Linked DNA regions of Homo sapiens: all the other regions are linked to region 3. A link is a loop called in an ENCODE intact Hi-C map of the cell type or tissue named here. Cell type or tissue: heart right ventricle. All regions are shown on one strand.

Evidence for each region. Hi-C counts contacts between places; a loop is a spot of excess contacts. Peaks named below come from ENCODE experiments on the same cell type or tissue, not always from the same donor. Only the 100,000 strongest peaks of a DNase experiment are listed, where the experiment ranks them.
Region 1: a loop joins it to region 3, with 3 times the contacts of the local background. A loop is called at or near these places in 53 of 110 quality-filtered maps.
Region 2: it touches region 3 in a loop (4-fold over the local background); 19 of 110 quality-filtered maps call a loop at or near these places.

Annotation. Positions count from the first base shown.
Region 1 is chr3:57,096,188-57,104,187 of GRCh38, forward strand. It overlaps IL17RD (interleukin 17 receptor D), which reads right to left. Exons shown (of 13, transcript NM_017563.5): 9 at 6,904-6,958; 10 at 6,292-6,402; 11 at 4,992-5,176; 12 at 1,409-2,351; 13 at 1-318. The coding sequence ends at 206. Among named protein-coding and RNA genes, the nearest start is that of SPATA12, 40 kb to the left of the region's middle. RefSeq lists an enhancer at 1,029-2,228. In heart right ventricle, a CTCF peak has its summit at 4,102 (motif pointing right); a DNase peak (open chromatin) is centred at 4,094.
Region 2 is chr3:57,430,016-57,438,015 of GRCh38, forward strand. DNAH12 (dynein axonemal heavy chain 12) reads right to left here. Exons shown (of 74, transcript NM_001366028.2): 30 at 6,936-7,045; 31 at 3,630-3,813; 32 at 3,352-3,492. Among named protein-coding and RNA genes, the nearest start is that of DNAH12, 110 kb to the right of the region's middle. In heart right ventricle, a CTCF peak has its summit at 4,247; no DNase peak of the experiment used is centred here.
Region 3 is chr3:57,165,439-57,173,438 of GRCh38, forward strand. It overlaps a transcript of IL17RD not described here. Among named protein-coding and RNA genes, the nearest start is that of IL17RD, 4.1 kb to the left of the region's middle. RefSeq lists silencers at 1-33, 54-103. In heart right ventricle, a CTCF peak has its summit at 4,889 (motif pointing right); DNase peaks (open chromatin) are centred at 23 and 4,863; H3K4me3 peaks cover 1,427 bases; H3K27ac peaks cover 668 bases.

The sequences.
Region 1 (8,000 bases), 69 kb before region 3:
CCATATCATTTTAGAAAATTGGAGAGTTTGTCAAGATATCCGGTAAAGGGTTGGGGCAAGGGAGAACAAGTACTGGCCAGCATTTCACTCCAAATATCCTTGTATGAGACCTCAGCTCCAAGTGGGCCATGCAACCAGGGAGATGAGCTGGGGAATCAGAGGGAGGCAGCAGCTAAAGTGGCAATGCTTAGACTCTTTCGTTTTGTTACAAAGGGGCGACCGCGTGGAGTTCATCAGTGTAGCTGCGGCAACCAAGATCTGCTTTGCATGACCCAGAAGAGAGGAGCTTGGAAGGAAGGGCAGGAGGTTCCTCCTCACCTAAGGAGAGAAGAGAGTACAGAGTCACACTGTCATTGCATTTCACTGGGCTGGGCAGGTGCTCATGGCAGAATGTGACTGGATCTGGGTTTGGACTATGGGCTCTGTATAAACGAGGCAAGAATCCCAACCAACTCAAGATGGGGCACTCTCATCCTCCTAACAGGTTCTAGTTCCCTTAGTTGAGGAAGGAAGAGATATTTCTTAAAAGTCAAGCGTTTAGGCCGGGCGCAGTGGCTCACGCCTGTAATCCCAGCACTTTGGGAGGCCGAGGTTGAGGGATCACTTGAGGTCAGGAGTTTGAGACCAGCCTGGCCAACATGGTGAAACCCAATCTCTACTAAAGATACAAAAATTTAGCTGGGCATGGTGGCGCATGCTTGTAATCCCAGCTATTCGGGAGGCTGGGCAGAAGAATCGCTTGAACCCAGGAGGCAGAGGTTGCAGTGAGCTGAGATCATGCCATTGCAGCCTGGGCGACAGGGTGAGACTCCATCTCAAAAAAAAAAAAAAAAAGTCAAGGGTTTGTATGCATGACTCCAACTAGTTACAGACATGGTAAGGGACAGCCTGAGATGGCATCTACCTGATGCTCCCTGCAGAAGTAGGCCTTCCTAGAGAGCCCTCATACCTGGGACCCTATGCTGAAGGATAGAAAGAATACTGTACCCATGAATCCCAGACTCAATGAATGTAGCTTTAAAGACAATGGGGGCGGGGGGTGTGAACATTACAGGTCTAAAAAAGACGCATCCACAAACTGTTACCCAAGACCCTTGGGGCCCAATGTGTTTTCGTGTCTGATGTTTTTGGAGTTTAGAAAAGTGATACAGTGCATAGTCTGTATGTGGCACAACACCCCTTGCAGGGTCTGGGCAGCTCACTATAATTTAGCATTAGTATTTCTGCAACTCAAACATGTGAGTACTCCCATCACCTGGTATAAATCAAGACTACCAAACGAGCTGTGTTCTCATCAGGTTTCATTGCCCAATAAGTTGGCACCAAAAGTGGAAAAACGCTTTGACTGATTTCAGAAGCATGGTCAAAGGCTGCGGCCTGTTAGGACCCGGCCCCAAAGGCACCTTACCCAGGCCTGAAGAGGAGGACACGCTCTCCGTCAGGGAAGACGTTTCTGTCTGGTCCGTCGAGAGTCCTTCCATCAGTGGCAGAGACAGCTCGGATGAGGGCACAGACGAGTCATAGATGCCTGAGTCCCGCGGCATGTCCGAGGGGCTGCCGGCTTTCACCGTGTGCAGCAGGGGTTGCAGGGCGGCGCTACCGTCAAGGGCAGGCCGGGCCTCCCCGTCTTGGTCCAGGCCCCCATGCTGACTCTCGTGCTGGGAGTCGGCTGGTCCGGTTGCCCCAAGAACAGCCGCCTCTACCTTTAGGCAGAAGTCACTCTCAGGCCCTGGTTTGCACATGACATCATTTAAAACCAAGCCCGAATCAAATTTCTCCAAGACTGGCTCCCGGTAGCGCAGTGGAGGAGGATGGAAGGGAACGAACTGCTTTTCGAACCAGTCGGGCTCCTCGTCAATAAACTGGTGCATGTTGCAAATGGCGACGTATAGGGACCGGCCTGACTTGCTCCGGAAGTAGTTCCTTCTGCTGCCCTGTCGCGTGTGCTGCCCCGGCTCCTGGAGGCCGTGGTCTCGGGAGTGCAAGTGGGAACAGAGCTGAGGAAGATTGTCCATGAGTCTGTACTTGGTACTCAGGTCTAGGATACCGGGGACGTCTCCCTCGCAGGAATAATCAAAGTAGACGGCGATAAACTTGCTGAGCGCCGCGGACGAACTCTGCTTGGCCTGGCGGAGCTTTTCGGCAATGGCTGACACCGCCACCAGGAAGAGCTCTCCTTTCCCCGAGCCTCGGCCACCTCCTTTGTGTTTGTAGTTCTTCTTGTCCACAAAGTACTTCATACCTTTGGAACAAACCACAATGATGAACTGGGACTCGTGGATCTTCTGGATGACCCATTCTCTCTGCCCTTCTCTACAGAGGCTGAAGTCTTCCCACAGGTCCAGAGCCACCTGGAAAGAGAACAAGGCACCTCACCCATACAGAAGGCTCGGGAAGAGGCTCGGGAAGTGAGTAACAGGAAGGGAAATGTCAGAAGGAGGCCATCTCATCTGCCCCTTAACCCTTATTAGCACAGCTATGTGCAGGCTCCAGGTTACACCATACCAAGGAACAGCTAAAGTTCCGTGGGTGATGGTCACACCCTAGTCCCTCTGCAAAAACTTGCCATCCATCCATTTTTGTATCACATGGAGTCATTACCACTCCTGCCCTACAAGTGAGGGGACAGAAGCGCAGTGCTTTTGGCACCTTGCCCAAGTCACACCCTACATAGGATATCCTCAAGGAAGCAACAGGTGGTAGAGAGCACAGGACAGAGAAACTGAGGTTGGTTGATCTGGTGAGTGAGGTGCCTAGATTGGAGGGGCAGATTCTGGAGAGAAGGCTGGCAGGCTCTGAGAGGAGGATGTGGATGAGTGACTCCAAAGTGAGCTGGGAGATGGGGCTCAGGCCTGGATGCCAGTCACCCACAATTATAGGTGACTCACATCCAGACAGTGACTGACAAAGGGGACCTATCTCGACACTCTCATAGCCTCAGGCTCACCTATGTTGTTTACTAGTTGGTCCATGGCTGGAGAGGAGGCTAGTGAACTGCATTAACATGGTCATTCTGAGTAACTCACTCAGGACTGGCTAGCACCTTCCTCTATGGCTTCACACAGGTATACAAGGCTACATCTCTACAAGGCTGGTAATTGACAAAGCTTTACCCCCAAAGGCGGTCTGGTAGAGAGACTGTGGGCGTGGCTGACAAAGGAGAGAAAAATCAGACATGTGTGGCCCCTTAGAGGACTTCACCTTCTCAGACCACTTTTACCTAATTCTACCAGAAACATCTCTTGGTTATTGTGTTGATGTCTTTCCTTCTGTAGTTATTAATTCCCAATGGCTATGACGAAACACAGCAGCCACACTATCTTACAGGGAAGGGCATTCTGAAACGACTTTGTTCTCCTCTTCTGCTCTAAGATGTTACCAATGGGGAAAAAGCCCCAACATCCATCCACTTGCTGAAAATAACCCTGAATTGTCTTATACTTTCCTTAATTCTTGTTAACATTACACATGCTAAAAGCTCAGTGGGAGTATATACCAAGCATTTTTTAAATGTTTCTATCTTTGACCCAGCAATTCCATTTCCAGGCATCTTTCTTGGGAAATCATCACAAATGGGACAATATTGAACCACTGAGATGTTTAATATTTGTATTAACTCAGTTATGGCAAATCAATATGGAGGATCATGTAGCTATTTAAAATTGCAGTTGACATATAACTACTAATAGTGTAAAAAATTATTAAGAGACTGCAAAAAATCATTTCAATCAGCCCCAAAGGCAAAACTGTACGTGTGAGTTCACCTATATGGAAAAAGACTGGAAGGAAATAAACCACACATGAAATATGAGTTCCTCTTTCTAAGATTTTCCTTAATCAGTTTGGGATTCCAGACAATGTTTTATTTATCATCCTTTTCTAGTTCCAAATTTTCTACAATAACTATTACACTAATAACTGGAAGAGCGTTTTCCCCAGAGGCTAAATACTTGTGAAGTAGAGCAAACTTGGTTGCCCGTGGTATCTGAAAACTGTGTGCCATTGGCTAGAGTGTAGTTATTTTTCAGCACGTGCTGATCCACCAACCTCACGCTTTCATGCAGAGGGAAACTAGGCTAGCGTAGTATGTTATGTTGACACTAGGGGGCAGCCTCACCACATGGAGAGATTCTGAAAAACATGCCAATGGGCAGTTTCAAAGCAAAAACAACTTCCAATCACACAGTTATTGTACAGTTCTTGCATTTTCAAGAAACAGGGTATGTCTTGCATGAGAGTTTCAGACTTCACTCTAAAAATGTACATTCTGACATTATAGAAAAGCATATTAATAAGATATTAATAACTCAAGAGAACAGCTAAGAAACCAGAGCAGATCATTTCAGTGCTTGACAAAATATTGTTTTCTGGGAGTGCTCCCTTCCTACCTCCCTGTTCTCTCTGGCCAGTGCCGTCTCCTGCATCATGAGTTTCTCCCTGTCTATGATTCCACCAGTCAATGGTCAAACAGCTTCACAGAGCCCTTCGTTTATCACTTCTCCCTGGACCTCAAGATCCCCTCTAATGGCAGCCCCGTCCTTCATTCCCCTTCTCAGCAGAACTCCTCCAAACAATTGTGCGAACTCACTGCTTTACTTGCCACTCTCTCTTTGACTCTCCAAGTGGGGCTTCTGTCCTGAACATGCTCACTAGGATGTCATGAGTGACACCCCTCAACTCCAATTGCATGTTTCCACGGAAGCTACTGGTCTTCTTAATGCTTACAAAACTTCCTGCCAGGTGGGTGCCACTCAAAGCTTTAGAGCAGGAGTTTGTCAGAGTTAGAACTAAGTATTATGAAATATTTAGTGCTGGTGATGGGTAAGACAGACTGAAAAAAGAGTGCGAGACTATCCCCAGTTTGAAAGCTGTGGCACTAGTCAAGGGCAGGTGTCACCACAGGAGGCCCAGAAGAGAGGAGAAGGCAGCGGGGAGAGAGTACAGGGCAAGTGTCCTGGCCAGGGTAGGAGAAGGAACTTTAGATTCCGCACCTCACAGCCACAGAAGTCCTGGAGGAAGTAGGCGAAACACTGGACGACATTCATGTGATTCTGGCCATCTTTACTGGAATAGCAGAGAAAGACCTTCGGCCGCGGCCGGAGCCTCTCTCTTGGGAGTGCTGCAGTGTATGTGGAAGACTCAGAGCTCTCTTCATCTAAATGTGAATATATATTTTCTAAATTGGAAAAGAAGATAAGGTTGATACTTGCAAGCAACGCTTTGTTCTATTTCCTAAGAATTGAAACCCAGTGCTATCTTCAAGAAAGAACACGTCTACCTAGAGCAGTCCCATTCCCCAACTCCATCAGCCCCCTCTGATCATCACTTGGAATGGGACAGCTGATTTCCGCAGTGGAGCAACGAATGGTCAAAAATTGTTCTTTACCTGAAATTGATCTTGGATAAACTAAGAAATGCTGCAGGGGTCACCCTGGTTAGCAGAGCGCTACCTTAGTTAGCAGAGTGCCCAGAACTGGCTCTTGCAGCCAAGTGCACCTAGTAGACCAATTAAGCACAGGCAGAGCTGATTTTTTTTAAAAGTTTTTATCGATGTAAAATTTACAAAAGTAAAGTACATAAATCTTAAGTGTACATCTCAGTGAATTTTTATGGAAGTATATAACTGTGTAATCCTCACCCAGACCAAGCTATGGATCATTTCCAACTCCTCAGAAGGCTGTCTCATGGTGACTTTTGTAAATGACCAAGCCCTACCTATATCCTTACTTATACTTCAGGCTTCCTTTATGACCCTGAATTTACTCTCCTATCATTGAAAATAGAATTATGGGCCAGATGCAGTGTCTCATGCCTGTAATCCCAGCATGAGAGGGAGGCTGAGGCAGGAGGAATGCTTGAGCTTAGGAGTTCAAGACCAGCCTAGGCAACATAGTGAGACCCCATGACTACAAAAAAAATTTTTTTTTAAAATTAGCCAGGCATGGTGGTGCATGCCTGTAGTCCCCAGCTACCTCAGGGGGCTGAAGTGGGAGGATGGCCTAAGCCTGGGAAGTCGAGCCTGCAGTGAGCTATGACTGTGCCACTGCACTCTAGCCTGGGCAACAGAGCGAGACCCTGTCCCAAGAAACAGATATATAATGATACCTGTTTTTTTTAGTGGCTCCTGAGGTTAAAAGCCAAATATTTTAATTCTGGGAACTGAATAGTAGGAGCTATGAGGCTTCCCAGGCGCCATCCTGGAGGACCCAGGTACTCCCAGTCTCTCTTTCTCTTGGCAGCACCCCCTGGCCTGCCCCTTGTTGTGGGGAGACACAGCACACAAAGAGATACCTTGTTGCTTCTTGCGGCACATCACAGTGAAGAGCGTCGCGAATGCCGATATGACTACCAGTGGCACTGTGATGGCCACGGCTCTGATGGGCCCGGCCCACGGGGAGTGCACTGGGAAATTTCAAAGGGAAAGTTTTTAAACTTAAGCAGTGTAAAGGTTCAAAGAGAAACAACTTTTTTTCTTTTTAAACATAAGCCGCATAACAGGTTCTAGGACCATGCAACCACCTTTCTCTAGTGTGGTTTGGTGATTTAAAAAGGATTCAAAGGTTCATATTTAAAGAGTTGCAAAGAACAATTCAACAGTTAAGAGTCAGGCTGGGACATAAAATACCTTTGAGTGAGAATTTTGCCTAAGGAAATCTCCCCTCCCACCACTTTTCTTCAGAGGACAATTGACTATTTATCTAGTCCGAGCTACACACACCAAACTGGCTTTAATCTTCCAGGTTATAAACATTAGAATGGAAGAAAAGTCAGATTTGATGGAACATCATTTAAGAGAGAGGAGCCAAATTTTGTTTTGTTTCTGTAAATCATGAAGTACAGAGAGTATCACATACCTTGGTCTATAGTAGTCTAGAGCCAAATTTCAAACAAAAAAGCACCTACCTGGCTTTAAGGCATAATGCATCACTTTTCTTGTTGTGTTAGTGTCATCCACCAGCTGCAAAACAGAGGATGCTGCATTATTTTTTTTTAAAGTGATATATACCAGGTAAGTGGAAAAAAATGGTAATTTCATTCATCTTTTCCATCAGTGGGCAGTGCGGGAAGGGGTGGGAAGCAAGCAGTGGAGAATGGCTGAGTTTTGGAAAAGAATGGCTGAGACTAGGCATCATGTGTACTCAGGTTCATCTCTGCTTTACCAACTCGAAACTCTAAGTTCATCATGTTTTCTTTTATTAATCAAAAGGCTGTGTATTCATTGAAGAAGTCAGCTGGTGAGTCCCACGTTCTAATAATGCTCAATTAAACTGGCATCCTTCCACTGATTTTACTGGGCCTCCATTAATGCTTTAAGAAGGTGTATCAGTCAAAAACCACACACTGCTTCCAAGGAGTGCAAGAACTAGGTGTTTCTACCAAAATGTTAAGACATGTTGGTTGTCTTTGAATGGTGGCACTATGGACAAATTGTTAATTTCCTTTTCTATTTTCCTTATACTCTTATTATTTGTAGTACCAATTTGATACAGGAAAAGGTAATCTTAAAAAGGAAATGAAACATTACTTTTTTTTTTGAGAGGGAGTTTCACTCTTTCACCCAGGCTGGAGTGCAGTGGCGCAATTTCAGCTCACTGCAACCTCCACCTTCCAGTTTCAAGTGATGCTCCTGCCTCAGCCTCCTGAGTAGCTGGGATTACAGGCGCCCACCACCACGCCCAGCTAATTTTTGTATTTTTAGAAGAGACGGGGTTTCACTGAAACATTACATTTACATGTTCTTTGAAGTGGTGTTTAGAATTCATTTATACATACATAGAAGAATAGCAACAGAAACTTAGAGAAGTATAGGCAAAATGGGCATAACTTATTTTGCTGTTTTCATACTAAAACAAAAAAAATTTAAGCTAAAATCTTAAAAATATATCTTTGTAGTATTAAGGAATACTAGAGATTTTAAACCATGGTTATATATGGACCATATGATTACATAAAAATATTTGTTTGAAATATTTAATGAAGAGATCAAAAATCAATTATAT
Region 2 (8,000 bases), 260 kb after region 3:
AATTGTAGGAAGGGGGACTATAAGACAAAGTCCAAAACCTATAAAATCCTATACAAATATCGGCTATTAAGAAAATTAAGTGAAATACTCCTGAATTTATAAAGTGACCATAGACCTTTTTATTAAATTAAAAAATAGAAAATAGAGAATAGCATGCGTACTCTTATACCCAGCTCATAGATTTAATCAATGTTAAGATTTTGCCATATTGCCATTACCTTTTTAAAAAAACAGTTTAAAGAGCATTATAGACATCACATCATGGCATTTCACATTCAAATGCCTATGTTTCCAAAAAATAAGTATATTTTCTATGTAATCACAATAACATTATCACACCTAACAAAATGAATAATTCTTTATTATCATCTAATACTCAGTCAATACTCAAATTTCCTCAGTTGTACCAGAAATGTCTTTTCAATGGATTTATTTAAAGCAAAATTCAATCAAAGACTATGCATTGAGTTTTTTATGTCTCCTTGGTCTCTTAATCTAAAACATTTCTTCTTTTATCAAATATGTCAAAAACTGAATTTATCAACTGCTTCCTTTCCCTCAAATTTCTGTCTTGTCTATTATTAAAGCCATCCTATCTCCTCAATCTCTTTGGCTTGCAGCTATGGAATTATCATTAACTTTTAATAGTATTATTATTATTAACTTGATACCTAAATTAATTTTATTACTAAGTCTTTTAAATTCTTGTACATTTAGTTTTCAGTGTTTCCTTTCTGCTTTTACAATCATCACTTTAGTTCCAGTTTTTCCCCTATCTAGTCACATGTCAACAATGAGAAATTTAACATTTGTGGATTCCGTTTCTTAGCTGTAAAATGAATGATCTAGAGGTGGATTGTCCAATACGGTAGCTGCTAGCCATATGTGGCTATTTATATTTAATTTTAGCTAACTAAAACTAAATAAAATTTAAAATTCAGTTCTTCAACTGCACTAATCCACACTTCAAATGCTCAGTAGCCACATGTGACTAGTAGCTACCTTCTCAGAGAACACAGATAGTTGCAGTATTGTAAAAAGTTCTACTGGACATGCTGGTCTAGAATACTTTTAATCTTTGACCAGATTATTTCAGCAAACATCCTCCTAACTCTGCACAAATTTGAAAGGTAGGGTCAGCATTCTCCTCACTGCCCTGTGTTGTTTCCCAACTACTTCTATTCCACCCCCAGTGACAACCCCTGTTTTTTCCCTGCCACTCAACAGTACTCAGTGATTCCCTCCTCAATAGCTAAAGTCCTTGGGACATGGCCTAATCTCACTCTCTACTATAACTCTGGCCTGATCCAGTGTTTATAAAGACTGAGAATCTCAACACAGCTGCCCATCAGATCCTTGACCACCTTGCTCCACTCCAGCTGTCCACTTTATGTATCTGGGACCTTCTCTCCAGAAATAATACACAATTCTGAAATATTAAATTCATGTATCTCAGTCTCTGCCCACAGCCTCCAATCCATCCAGTTATTTCATTCATTGTCTCCTACTACACTTGCTCCTCATTTTCCCAATATTTTCACATCCCTGATGTTTTCACTTCTTTCATTAGGCAGCTTTTGTCCTATGGTCTAATGCTTCTACCATTCTCATGTCAATAACTTTGAAGTCTTACTATATTTCCAGGCCTACAATATTACCTATGCCTAAGCTGCTTAGACTGGTAGAGAGTACCTCACAAAGGCAGACCTTGGTACTACTAATGATAATTTATGGTCTTCCACTCAATCAGGCTCTCAGTGCTACCCAGAAGTGCTTCTATGTTTTCCTAGGTAGCTCTCTTTCCCATCTTCCACAAAGGCTAATTTAAGTCTCTTCTTTTATCCTCAATTTTGCAAAGAACCAAGGCCCATCACTTCACGAAGAAAAGAGAAATCATCACAAGGATTTGCCTTCAAATTTCCACAGTCAAATCCATACACTCACCTATAGCTGTCTTTTCATAATTCCCTCTCATGCAGTAAGAGACAATCCATCTGCTTGGCTCTGAACCCTTAGACTTCACTCTACAATTAGAATAACCTTCCTGCTTCTTCTCTATTTACTTTCTACCCTAAGCTCAACCAATATTACTGAATGCATGAAAGAAGGAATGTGAATGACTAACCACCTATGATAAAGTACTTCAGTATATCTTTTTTTTTTTTTTTTTCTGAGATGGAGTCTTGCCCTGTCGCCCAGGTTAGAGTGCAGTGGTGTGATCTCGGTTAACTGCAACCTCTGCCTCCTGGGTTCAAGTGATTCTCCTGCCTCAGCCTCCTGAGTAGCTGGGATTACAGGCGCGCGCCACCACACCCAGCTAATTTTTTTTTTTTTTTTGTATTTTAGTAGAGACAGGGTTTCACCATGTTGCTCAGGCTGGTCTCGAACTCCTGACCTCAAATGATCCACCTGCCTTAGCCTCCCAAAGTGCTGGGATAACAGGCGTGAGCCACCGCGCCCGGCCTTGAGTGTATCTTTAAATGCTAATTAAATGAGTTTGTTTATTTAGTAGGGCAGTCATTTCATGTAAGTATGGAAATAATCTGTGATATATTCACACACTAGGATACTAATATAGACATAAATAAGTTAACAAAACTGAACTACAGTAATATGAACATCACACATATATTGATTTAAAAAAAACACTGAAGAATATGATTCCAATGTATTAAGTTCAAGAGCTGGCAAAACTAATTCATCATAGAAGTCAGAAGAGTGATTATCTCTGGAGGAAGATAAACAAACTAGGAAGGAACATGAGTGAACCTTGTAGGGTATAGGAAATTTCATGTGTCATTTTTTAGGTGATGATTATGTGAGTATACAAACACATTTTAAAAATCATAGAATCTACACTTGAAATTGGTATACATTTTATACCTTATATATGTTGTCTCTCAATTAAAATAAATATTAGAATACTTTCACTTTCTAGTTCTTTTGTATATCTCATAGCGCCGAAGGTGATATACTGTATATAAACGCTGAAGCATTCCATGTTTTCAAAAGGAATTAGGCTTTTGTTATTTTATCCTAAAATACTGAAGTTCTATAAGAAACCATAAGACTGAAGTCACTTAACAACTTATTCTCACCCTAGATTACTATGTCTTCTGGCTAACACAGTAATTTTAATACAATATACTTTCATTCTACAAAAAAAAAAAAAAATTAACCCAAGGACTTACTATAGCAGTTTTCATTGAAAAGAGAATTTATAAACCTACTCAACTTGCTGCATCCTTTATTTTTGCATCCTTTATTTTAAATAGAGTCCTAGTTTAGTTGCTGAACACATAAAATTGCTTAATCATGGCTGAATCTGCTTCTCTTTTGATCATGATTTACCTTTTTATTATCATCCAATACTGTGTTCATGCTCTCTATCCACAAAGTGTCAATAGGACCATCAAATACAACCCATTTCCGGTCAGGTGTTTCTGATAAGGCAAATTCTCTAAAAGTGTTAGCCACAATACCATCAGTCCACTGAGGAGGAAAAAAAAGAATTAAAAAGCTCTCCTCATAAAATTAGATTTAGGAGTAAAACTATGAAAATACTTCACGTTTCTTGTTTTAACAGGCACTTTCCATAAGAGAGTTGGGAATACTTATATTTAGGTTACCTCATGAGACACTGGGTCAAACTGTCCAAAAAGTTGGCCCATAGTAATAGATTTGGGGTTTACAGTTCTATAAATGACCTTTTCTTCCTCTCCATAGCCATGTTCATTCATTAAAGTTAGCGTATCCGCCAGCACATGCAGAACTTTTGTCTTAGCAGCAAAAGGCTCTCCTACTAACATAAAACTATGAAGGAAAAGAAATAATTATACAATAAGAGTCTTTAAAGAGTTAAATAATTTATATCAGTATATAAAACTTTACCCTGTGATAATTACTACTTATAATTTTTGAAATCATATGAATTTTTCTCAGACATGAAGAAAACATATTTAATTTCTGAACTGATTGACTACAAATCAAATTCTTCACTGTAATATTATTTTCTCCAAAAGGGAATATAATAAACAATCTCCAAATGACAATGAAAACTTATTATCTGTGTACTCTTAAAAAAACTAAACCTGAAGCCCACTAAGGAGAGAACTGGGAAAGATTTATATTCCCAAAGTCTTCACTTGCCATAAAACTATTAGTGTTCTTTACCAACTATTTCTGGATCTCCTCCCTCCTGGCACATATAGGATTTCTGGCCCTCTTGTGGAAAGACTAGGTAACTAGTTCTAACCAACGGGTAATAAATGGAAATGATGGGCATTACTTCCAAGCAGGGATAGGTAATTGCCAGCTAGAGACCTCACAGAGCTCCCTTTTCCCTCTAGCATGGCCGTGACCCACAACGTTGAGGTGGTGCTTACTCTAACAGCCTGGGCCCTGAGTGGTCATGACGAGCAGGGCTGCCCTGGTAACCTACTATATATAAATGAGAAATAAATCTTTGTTTTTTAAATCACTAACATTTGGGTGTTGACAGTTCTTACAGAATATCCTAGCCCATCCTTAATAACAGAAGTTGGTACCTAGAAGAGGGGGGGATATTCTTGCCATAATAATAATAATAAAAAAAACCTAATGTGGCATTGGCTTAAAGGCCAGATTGTGAGTGACAAATTAACTGGTATCAGAAGCTAAAATATGGACAATTATTGTCATGCAATGAATGATGAAACATTTGGTAAATGTATTCCTTGAGATTACCTGGAAGACAGCTAATTACCTAAGGAAATGAGAATTTTAGGTGAAAAGGATAGTAAACAGAATGTTATTAGTATATAATGACAGGTACTGGTTTCACTTAAAAAAGAACCATAACAAAGAAATGAGCCCAGAAAAAAACATGGTCAGTTTGCAAGCAGGAATGAAAGAGGGAGTCCAGAAATTCAGGGACTTCTGGAATTGAATGTATCAAGTTATTCTCATTCGCAACTGGTAAAAGATAAAATTAAGAAAACCTTTAAACAAAAATCTATTAAAACTCAGTTTGGCATCAAGTATCAAATCAAGGGTAGGGTCATTGTATCACATTATTAAAACCTATGAAGGATTAATATGGGCCGGGTGGCTCATGCCTGTAATCCCAGCACTTTGGGAGGCCAAGGTGGGCAGATCACTTGAGGTCAGGAGTTCAAGACCAGCTTGGCCAACATGGCAAAACCCTGTCTTTACTAAAAATACCAAAATTAGCTGGGCGTGATGGCATGTCCCTGTAGTCCCAGCTACTCAGGAGGCTGAGGCATGAGAATCACTTGAACCCAGGAGGTGGAGGTTGCAGTGAGCCAAGATCTTGCCACTGCATTCCAGCCTGGGTGATAGACCAAGACTCTGTCTCCCAAAAAAAAAAAAAAAAAAAGAATATAATTCCCAGTAATCATTTCAGGAGAATAAAATGATTCATGAAAAACAGACTAAGATTGTGGCTCCCTCCACAAAGCCTGATAAGGTCAAGGATACTTCCAGGAAATTTTAAAAGGTATGGCTTATTAAGGACAGTAGTTACGGATATAGGAACATGGAGCTGTCTAGAATCAAATAGATAAAAAGCTGATTGTTTTTGAGGGAGTTTACTGACCAAAAAAACTGTGAGTCTAGTCTAAAACATAAGTGAATGTTCAAGACTTAAATAATCCTTGGGAACTAGGTGTGGTGGTGCGCACCTGTAGTCCCAGCTACTCAGGAAGCTCAGGAGGGAGGATCACTTGAGCCCTGGAGTTTGAGACCAGCCTGGGCGATATCAACAGACTACATCTCAAAAATACATAATAAATAATATTTAAAATAATCCTTGGGTATTGAATGCATAAGGGTTGATTGTACTATTCCCTCTATTTTTGTATGTTTAAAAATTTACATAATGTTTTTGTAACCCTACCTTTAGAAAAAATCGTGACCATTGAGATCCCAACTTTCTATAGGCAAGAAGCAGGCTCAAAACATTTCTCAACTCTCCCAAGAACAGTATTTTCTCTATTGCCCACTTCATATGTGCCCAGAGAAGAAAATGGAAATGGAAAGACCTCTCAGAAGGTTAAACTAAGGCCCAAGAAGAAGAATTAAACTGGAAAGCCCCTCTCAGGTAGCAAAAACCAAGCAGAAGTAGATTCAGGTTTTAAGAAAGGTGGCTCTCTAAGTAAATATAAATATATATACACACACACATAACTTACTTATATAACATATATATAACTTTTACTTATATAACTATAAATACAAAATGTCCATAGCCACTTTAATGACACCCTGTATAATAAATCACATATACAAAATGCTTATGGCTCCTTAGATGAGGCCCTTCAAGTGAGAGGTCCTGAAGTTTAAACTCTATTAGTTTCACAATCAATCCATCTCTAGAACTGGGGCCCTCACATGACCAGCTGGATTTCAGAATTGTCACATTACAGTGTTGGCTGTGTCTTCTATTCTTCAGTTTCTGAATGGGAGTGTTTGCTCTGGTAACCCTGTTCTGATAAGCCCACTATTGTGCACTGGGTTTGTGGAGAAAAGATAACTTGTCTTTCTAGGTTGTAGGTCTCTGGATCAAGAGGAACAACTTCCAGGTATGATACAAAGGCTACCATGCATCGTCACCTAGGGATCCTGAACTTTGAGTCTGGTTCATTTATTGATTAGAACTTTTAGGTGCCTCCCTGGGAAGGGAAGAGTGTGTTTTTATGCAAATGGTGGTATTTATTAGTACTAGGTCACTGAATGAGCACTTCTTACCAACCCTTGTTGGACATGTAGTATGAGAAATAAACCTTTGCCTTTTAAGCCACTGGGGGGCCAGGGGGCGGGCGGGGGTTGCTCTCAACTCACCTAATCAGTTTGCCAAGTCTTTGGTTCATGGATTTTAGTTGTTTTACCAGCTTAATTAAGAAATAACATCTAACTATAGCAATATATAATCTTACCCATGTCTAACAATCATCATTTCATATGTTTGAATTATTTTTTCAAGAAAAAATTTAACAGGCTGAAGATTATGTACATTGCAGGCTTCATGAGCACATTCCAAAAATTCCTGAAATAAAAAAAAGTAATGCATTTCTACAACACAATATTATAAATGTCATACCTGTCTTATAAGTGTAGATTTTAAATTTACTAGTTAAAAAAAAACTATCATCATTGTTTATTATTTCTTAAAACTTTATTATTTTTTCAAATCAAGAGGAGAAACATAGACTCAAAATACTTTTAATGTATTAGTCTTCCCTATTGTAAGTTATGAATGATCATAGCATGATAGTACTGGGTGTATGCTGCATGAAAATAACTCCTTTTAATAGTGTTTCCCAGAATTTCACTTTTGGTTAGGAAATAGAAAGACCTGTCAGACAATCCTGCACACTTGTAGTAACCAGAAATAAACAAATAAGTTTTTTAAAATTATAAAAAATTTAAACACATAGAAGTACTTTGGATGCAAATAAATATATAAAAGAACTCAGTTTCAGAAAGGGATGATGAGCCTTTCCTAGGTAAGCACAAAGCAACAGCTGTTTTCACCCTAGGGACATTTTCTAAGTCTGGACTTGGTGGATATCGGATTGGGCCTGCTATAGACAGAAGGACTTAGCCAAAGTAGGAAGAAACCAATAGAGATTTTAATGGTTGTGTGGGCTTATGTGACAGATTTGAATTTGGAGAAGCCCAAATGCCAAGCTGGTTCTCCCGAACATCCATGCTTTTGCTCAGCATGTAGTGACACAAGAGACCAAGGGCTTGGCTGGAAAGACACACAGAGAGATTTCTTTAGTCTCAGAATGCTTAGATCCCAAAATCCTACTACAGGGAAGGGCCAATCATATGGCAGGACAATTCTTACTCAGAAGACATTTGAAGCCAGAAGTAAACTACAGCTCAGTAATGCTGCAACAAAACTCTGACTTAGGTCAACACTCAACTGAATTGATTAGCAATGCAACCTAGCTACCTGAAATAGGGAAAAATCTCATGATTTTTCTGCAGGAAAA
Region 3 (8,000 bases):
GTCCTCGTGTGCTGGCCCCGCCCCCACAGCCTGGCCCTCCAGTTGTGGCCCTGCCCCCGTAGACCACGCCCCTCTGGTCACGCCCCCCAAGCCCCCACTGAGACTCTGGCAGCCGCAGTTTCTTCCCCCTCACTTAGTAGATCTTTTTTTAATCCAAAGGATTTGTCCAAGTGATGCTCACTCTATGCAAAACCTGAGGAAAACACAAAGAATGTAATAATAATAATTTTAATAATAATTTAATAAACACCTGCTATGTGCCAGACCCCTTTCTGTATACGCCCAACCACACAAGGAAGTGTATTATTGTTATCCCAGTTTTAGGCGCAGAAAAGTTAGGGGAACGTGACAGAGAAATCCTGGCTCCACATTTACTAGTAGGACTTTGGACAAAAGGCTTGCTGTCTCCACAATACTTCCTCACCACAACCCCCCGTCCCCCTCACCCTCCTGGAAGCTAGAATAAGTATCCTAGTCTGGGGAGAGTTCTGTTGGTTGAAACATAACAAGTGCTCCATAAAGGCTACAATCTATCATTAACTGACTCTCATAAGGTCACACAGCTGTTACCTGCCAGACCTGAGATCCAATCCAGACCTGACTAAAAACAATACTCTCAGCTACTACACTTGTCAAACATAACCTCATGAAGTGGATATTATTTCTGTTTGGAAGAGGAAACTGAGGCTCAGAGAAGTGGAGTAGCCCAAGCTATCCAGAGTTTCACCGCACTCTTCCCAGCGCTTTGCCTTTTATCTGAGCACCTAAACTCTCCCACTTTGTCCCTCTCCACTACCCCCTTCCTCAAGAATACCACCTCCTCTTCCTAAGGGCTTTTTCTACTTCTGACTTTGTCCCCGTGTCCGATACATTTCTCCAGCCTGGATCCAAAGTTATCTTCCAAAAACACAAATCAGACTACTGACTTATCCCAATTAAAACTCTAGGCTGAGTGCAGTGGCCAATCCTAGAGGATCGCTTGAGTTCAGGAGTTAGAGGTAACAGTGAGCTATGATCCTGCCAACCGCACTGAAGCCTGAGTGACACAGTAAGACCCTGTCTCTAAAAACAAACAAACAAACAAACAAACAAACAAACCTACCACCACCACCACCAACAAAAAAAAACAGTAAAATTATGTGTTCTGTGTTTGGAGGAGGATTAATAAAAATAAAATCAATAAATAAAACTGTTCTATGGTGGCTCTTATGCAAAGGCCATTTAGAATAAAATCCATACTGGCTTTCTCTTCCACTCTGTCTTTACCACCTGGCTCCTGCTGCACAGAACTCCCCCCAGCCCCAGCCTTATCTTGGTCTTTTTGCCTCAGGAAACCTTGGAAATTGTCACCTCCGTCCATTCAACAGGGCAGCCTCCTCTATATGACTCTCCTTCCAGGGCCCAGAATCCCCTCCCTCTCCTTCTCTGGCCTGGCCTAAGCTCAGCCACTGCTAACACAGGATTCCTGCACTTTCTCTTGTGGCTTGTGTCTCCACCACCCTGCCCACACGTCCTTGGAGGGCTTAAGTGGAGGAAGAGAACTCTTCTTGGTAATGCTAGCAGAAGTCTTGGGGATTTGCTTGGAAGTAGCTACATCTAGAACCAAGGAGTAGAGCCAGCCTCACCTGAACTTCAGGGGCTGGAAGTGTGAAACAGTGCTTGCCCAAAGGAACACTGACATTATTGCCAGGGAGAGGGAGAATGGGTGCTGGGTTCCCCAAACAACAGCATCCACCTCAAGACCCAGATGCTGGGCAGAATTTTTTTTTTTTTTACCTCACTGCCTGGAATTCAGGAATTCAGCCAGACCCAGTGAGGTTTACCATACCCTCTTCAGACACCAGAATAGCTAGGATCCACAGAAGGCTGTTCTGGAGTAGCCTTCTGTGAATAGACCTCAGGAAGCACATCACTCCTTTGGAGGAGCTGCTGGTTCAGTGCCTCCCTACCCTCCCTCACATTCTTGGTACTGTCCCTGGGTTGTTCTCAGCCCCCACAGCAAGGATGTCCAGCGTTTGGCCATGAGAGTCAGGGGTGCCAGGGGCTGAGATGAGGCCAGGACCATATGGGTTTTGGTGAAACAGGGAGGAAACAATGAGGCGACCAGCTCCTTAATCTATGTGACATTCCAGCCTATACATGCTTTATAACTTATTAAACAACCCCATGCTAAGGGACATCTGTTAGAATCAGTGATTCAAAAATACCCTAACACACTTACCTTGACACATTGATTCAATGATTTTATACATTTCTAGAATCAGAATTGCTGGATTATGCACATTTAAAATTGTCAAACTGTTCATTATGGTATTATCACCATCTTAATTGGCTTCTCTGGTTGCGAATGAGGTAGATCATGTTCCTATGTATTTGTTGGCCATTTGTATTCTTTCTCTTTTTTTTTCTTTGAGACGAAGTCTCACCCTGTCACCCAGGCTAGAGTGAGTGATGCAATCTTGGCTCACTGCAACCTCCGCTTCCCAGGTTCAAGCGATTCTCCTGCCTCAGCCTCCCGAGTAGCTGGGATTACAGGCGCGCAACACTGCACCCAGCTAATTTTTTGTATTTTTAGTAGAGACGTGGTTTCACCATGTTGGTCAGGCTGGTCTCGAACTCCTAACCTCAGGTAATCTGCCTGCCTCAGCCTCACAAAGTGCTAGGATTACAGACGTGAGCCACCACTCCTGGCCCATTTGTCCTCTTTCAGGAATTGGACTCCAGGAAAAGGAGCAGTACTTAGCACTTACAAGAGAAAGAGAACCTCAAGGAGAACATTGGTTAGAGAAAACTGTTTCTCCCTGGGTTTTACTCATGTCACCATATGATTGCATGACAGGGAAGGCAGAGCCCCACTCCTGCTCCCTTTCTGTCTGCACACCCACCCACTATTGAATTCCCTCCCATCCACAGCTCACTGCAGAATCTGGCAACCGACAGCCTCTGAAAACATGCTGCAGGGTTCAGAGAGAGCACAAGCTTTCCTGAAGCCATGTGGAGGGCACAAGAAGGAAAAGCCTTAAGCGTCCAGTCTAAAACATGCCTAGAATGACATCCCTCAGGACCAGGGATGGGGAGGCCCTCCTATTTCCTTTCTAGGAAGGCCACCAGCATGTATGTGAGTGGCAGGAGAGCCACAGACACCAAAGGGTCAAATCTGGTCAGGAAATTAAGGTTGTAAATTGGCATTTGGCAACATTCTCTGTATTCTGGTCTTTCCCATTGATTCTCCCATCTCCTCCTTTCTGGTTTTTTTGTGTTGTTGTTGTTTTTGTTGTTGTTTGTTTGTTTGTTTGAGACGGAGTTTTGCCCTTGTTGCCCAGGTTGGAGTGCAATGCCATGGTCTCGGCTAATTGCAACCTCCACCTCCCAGGTTCAAGCGATTCTCCTGCTTCAGCTTCCCAAGCAGCTGGGATAACAGGTGCCTGCCACCATGCCTGGCTAATTTTTCATATTTTTAGTAGAGGTGGGGTTTCACCATGTTGGCCAGGCTGGTCTGGAACTCCTGATGCCAGGTGATCCACCCACCTCGGACTTCCAAAATGCTGGGATTAAAGGCGTGAGCCGCCGCTCCCAGTCTCCATCTCCTCTTTTTATCCCAACCCTTCAGAATAGCTGTAAGGCTGCAGGGAGTGGACCTCTCTGTCCTGGAAGCTGAGCTAAAATGAGGGGACCAGGCCCCACATGCCTTTCATGGATCACAGTTTCCTCCAGGCCACAGTGGAGCTCAGCTGTGGAGGTGACCAGAAGATGAGCTAGGGAAACCCTCCCTCAATACAACACTTGGTCTCACCTGCCAAGGCCAGGATTGCCTGTAGTCCAGTCACACTTTCAGCCACTCCTCGTGGTGAGAGGTGGCTGTCATCTGATTCACCTCTGCCCCCATGCCTAGCACTCTGTCTGGCACGCTTCAGTGGGCAAGAGACTGTCACCACCTCCCCCTCTTTGGAACAAAGCTGAGAATTAAACAGATAAAATCACCTTAAAATAAGCTGTTGATGAAATGTAAATATATTTTCCCACTCTAATTATAACCTAGCCAGATAAGAAAAATCCTTAACGCAAGGATTGGATTTTGTTAGGGGTCAAATTATCCCGTGAAACATAAAAAAAGATAAAGTGATGGTGGAAGTAATTTGTATCATGAATCATTTTGAGCAGGGAATAACTAAATACTATTTTAATGAACAGTGTTAGAAGCAGTCGGCCCAAATTCTAATTTATTTTGGTATTGTGAGAAATTAGTGTATGTTTTCTGTATTAATAAAGACATTAAAGGTAAAGAGTGTCACTGTACCCCTGACCCCAGTCTCCCAGAGGGCTGAGGGTGCAAGGTTTCCCAGGCTTTGGAGGGAGCAGTATGTGGAGAACTGGTACCCACCTGCAAGCCCTTAGTCCCTGAGACCCCACAAGACTGCCTGGATGTCAATCAGGCTACCTGGCAGTCTTGGCTCCAATGGGGTAGGCGTCATCATCCCCACTGCACAGATGGGGAAGCTGATGCTCAGCGAGGGGAAGTCTGCTCGCGGTCACAGAGCTGGGGTTCAAACCGGACCCCGATCGCCTGGCCTGGGACCGCCTTGCCTGGGACGAAAGGCCCCAGACTCAGCTGATTCCTCCAGACTCTTCCTGTCTAGGACGCCAAAAACATGGCCTTCCTAAACCCAGCCTTGGCGCCTCCTGCACAGCCCAGAGACCCAGGGCGGCGGACAACAGAAAACCTGGGGCGGCGGACCCAACCCTGCGCCCAGAAATCCCAGGACGCCCACCCCATAGTTCTGGAGCGGTGCGTACCTTGGCCACTACACGGAATTCACCGGCCCACGGCCACTTCCCGTTTCTTTTCCCGGAGGAAAAGAAGAGCGGATGTCTAGTCTCCAAGGTAACCGCGAGGGGGCGCGCGCAGTCCAGGTCGGAGACCGCCGCCCCAGACTACCCTGCACTGCGACCGCACAACAAGTCTTTCTAGATCAAAGCCGCCAGGGCAGGTGGGAGTACTCTGCTGTTATTCAGAGCTGGTGCTAAGCTTTAGGGGAAGTAGAGTCCAGGGGGTCGTAAGAAAACGGATCAAATGGGTCCTTTCAGTAACCATGTGGCTTTGGGCAACTCCATCTCTCTGGATGTCAGTTTTCTCAGATGGCAATACTGGAATGACGGGGATGCAGACCTCGGGTTTTTTTTGTTTGTTTGTTTTTTGTTTTTTTTCCGAACCTGAAGTAAGCAAATGACTTAGAGCCTGAGTGAATGTTACTGCAGGTAGTGGACCAGGAGTTGATGCAGCCAGGGCCAGCTCTTATTTGCAATTCAGTTAAGACCTGGGGAAATGGCCACGTCTAATCTTCAGGAGATAACATCCTGGCTTGGATCCGCACTATACTGGAAGGCTAAGGACCATATCCTGTTTTCCATTCATTAATTAATTCATTTAACAAGTATCAATGGAATCTCTGCACCATATCAGACATTATGCCAGGAGTGGGGATCAGAGTGAACAACAGGGCACTGTCATAGTTGTCATTAACCTGCAAACAAACATTCCATGGAGGACACTGGCATTACTCAAATAGCCCTATGACTAGGGAGGAATTACTAGTAGATGAGTTGTTTTTGAAGAAGGGATCCCTGAGCTAAGATTCCAAATATAAGAGTTACCTGGGCAAAGGGGAGGGGAGCAGAGAGAGGAGAACTGTTCTGGGCAGAAGGAATAGCATGTGCAAAGGCCCTGGGGCAGTAGGGAATGTGGCAACTTCAAGGAGCTGAAAGAGGCTAATGTGGTTGGAGAGCAGTCAGGTGTGGCGGAATGGTGCAAGGTGAGCTGGTGAGGCCTACAGGGGCAGCCAGGCAGTACTTTATGTCCTGGTTTGAACCTAAAAGTAGCTAACAGCTTCTTAGGATTACTTTAAGGGCAGAAGTGGGGCTATATTTTGAAAAGATTCCTGTATTCCAAGTGCTGAGCACAGGGTATTTCCTGGCATTTAGCCAGCATTTGATAAATACTGTTGAGTGAATGAATGAATGATCACCATCTTTACTGAAATTCTGAGTTTTAATGTCTTGAATGAATCCAAGACTCATTAAAAACCCTAGGAAAACATCCAACCCTACTAAAGCTCCAAATAATGCGAATGAAACAAACTGCAGAAACATTTTCTTGTCATCTTTTGAGGTTATTTTTATTTTGTAAATTTCTGTCTTATTTTTAATAGACTTTTAAAAGAATAATTATAGATTTACAGAAAAACTGAGATGACGGTACAGGAGTTCTTATACAAAAGAAACCAGAGTTTCTTTAGTTATTAACATATTACATTAGTAAGGCACAATTAATGAACTGAGGCTGATACATTATCATTAAAGTCCAAACTTTATTCAAATTTCCTTAGTTTTTACTTAATATCCTTATTCTATCCAGGATCCCAGCCAGGGTATCATGTTACAGTTAGTTGTCATGTCTCAGGTTCCTCTTGGCTATGACAATTTTTCAGACTTCCATTGTATTTGGTGACCTTGACAGGTTTTTTTTTTTTTTTTTTTTTTTTTTTTGGAGACGGAGTCTCACTCTTGTCACCCAGGCTGGAGTGTAATGGTGCGATCTTGGCTCACTGCAATCTCTGCCCCCCAGGTTCAAGCAATTCTCCTGCCTCAGCCTGCCAAATAGCTGAGATTACAGGCGCCTGCCGCCATGCCCAGCTAATTTTTTTTGTATTTTTAGTAGAGATGTGGTTTCACCATTTTGGCCAGGCTGGTCTTGAACTCCTGGCCTCAGGTGATCTGCCCGCCTTGGCCTCCCAAAGTTCTGGGATTACAGGTGTGAGCCACTGTGCACAACCGAATTCATACCTTCTATGGCTGAGTAGTATTCCATCATATATATATATATATATATATATATATATATATATATATATATACCATAGTTTCTTTATCCACTCATTGATTGATGGGCATTTGGGCTGGTTCTGTATTTTTGCAATTGTAAATTGTGCTGCTATAAACATACATGTTTATATATGTATGTTTACATGTATGTGCAAGTATCTTTTTCGTATAATGACTTCTTTTCCTCTGGGTAGATACACAGTAGTGGGATTGCTGGATCAAATGGTAGTTCTACTTTTAGTTCTTTAAGGAATCTCCACATTATTTTCCATAGTGGTTGTACTAGTTTACATTCCCACCAGCAGTGTAGAAGTATTCCCTTTTCACCACATCCATGCCAACAACTATTATTTTTTGATTATGGCCATTCTTGCAGGAGTGAGGTGGTATCACATTGTGGTTTTGATTTGCATTTCCTTGATTGTTAGTCCCATGCCGGGCTAATTTAAAAAAAAAAAATCCATAGACAGGGCTTTTCCATGATGCCCAGGCTGATCTCAAACTCCTGGGCTCAAGCAATCCTCCTGCCTCAGCCTTCTAAAGTGCTGGGATTACAGGCTTGAGCCACTGTGCCTGGCCTATATTTCTTACTATCCAACAGAAGCTCTTTCTTATTTAGTTGTTGTCCCTTTTGCTGAGCATCTTGTTCTTGCTTAAAGAAGTAATTCTTTCTCTTATCTCTCTGAGGAAATAGTTTTATTGAAGGTCTCTTCTGTTTCCTCCAAATGCCTTTTTTCTGTTTGTTTGAAATTTTAAAACAGAATCAACTTTTTATGGCTCCTCTAAAAGTGGAAAATAGATATGCTATATTAGCAGGTTAGGACTTAAACTGGGTAATTGACATCCACAAGGATCGAAGATAGGTCACATATATCAAGAGGAAAGAGGTTCCACTGAACCACTCAAATGAGATGTGGTTGATAAACAACCTGGAGCAACCGTGGCAACTCTTAGCCATTTTACTCTGTGAATTATCACACCTATAATGTTTAGCTCTCCCTTCACCTAGATGAATTGTTTTTTGTTTTCTCTGATACCATCATGAATCTAAATGATATGACTTGTGATATAAATGAATACATAATCATAATGAATAGCGTTTTTATATTCAACTGTTAATC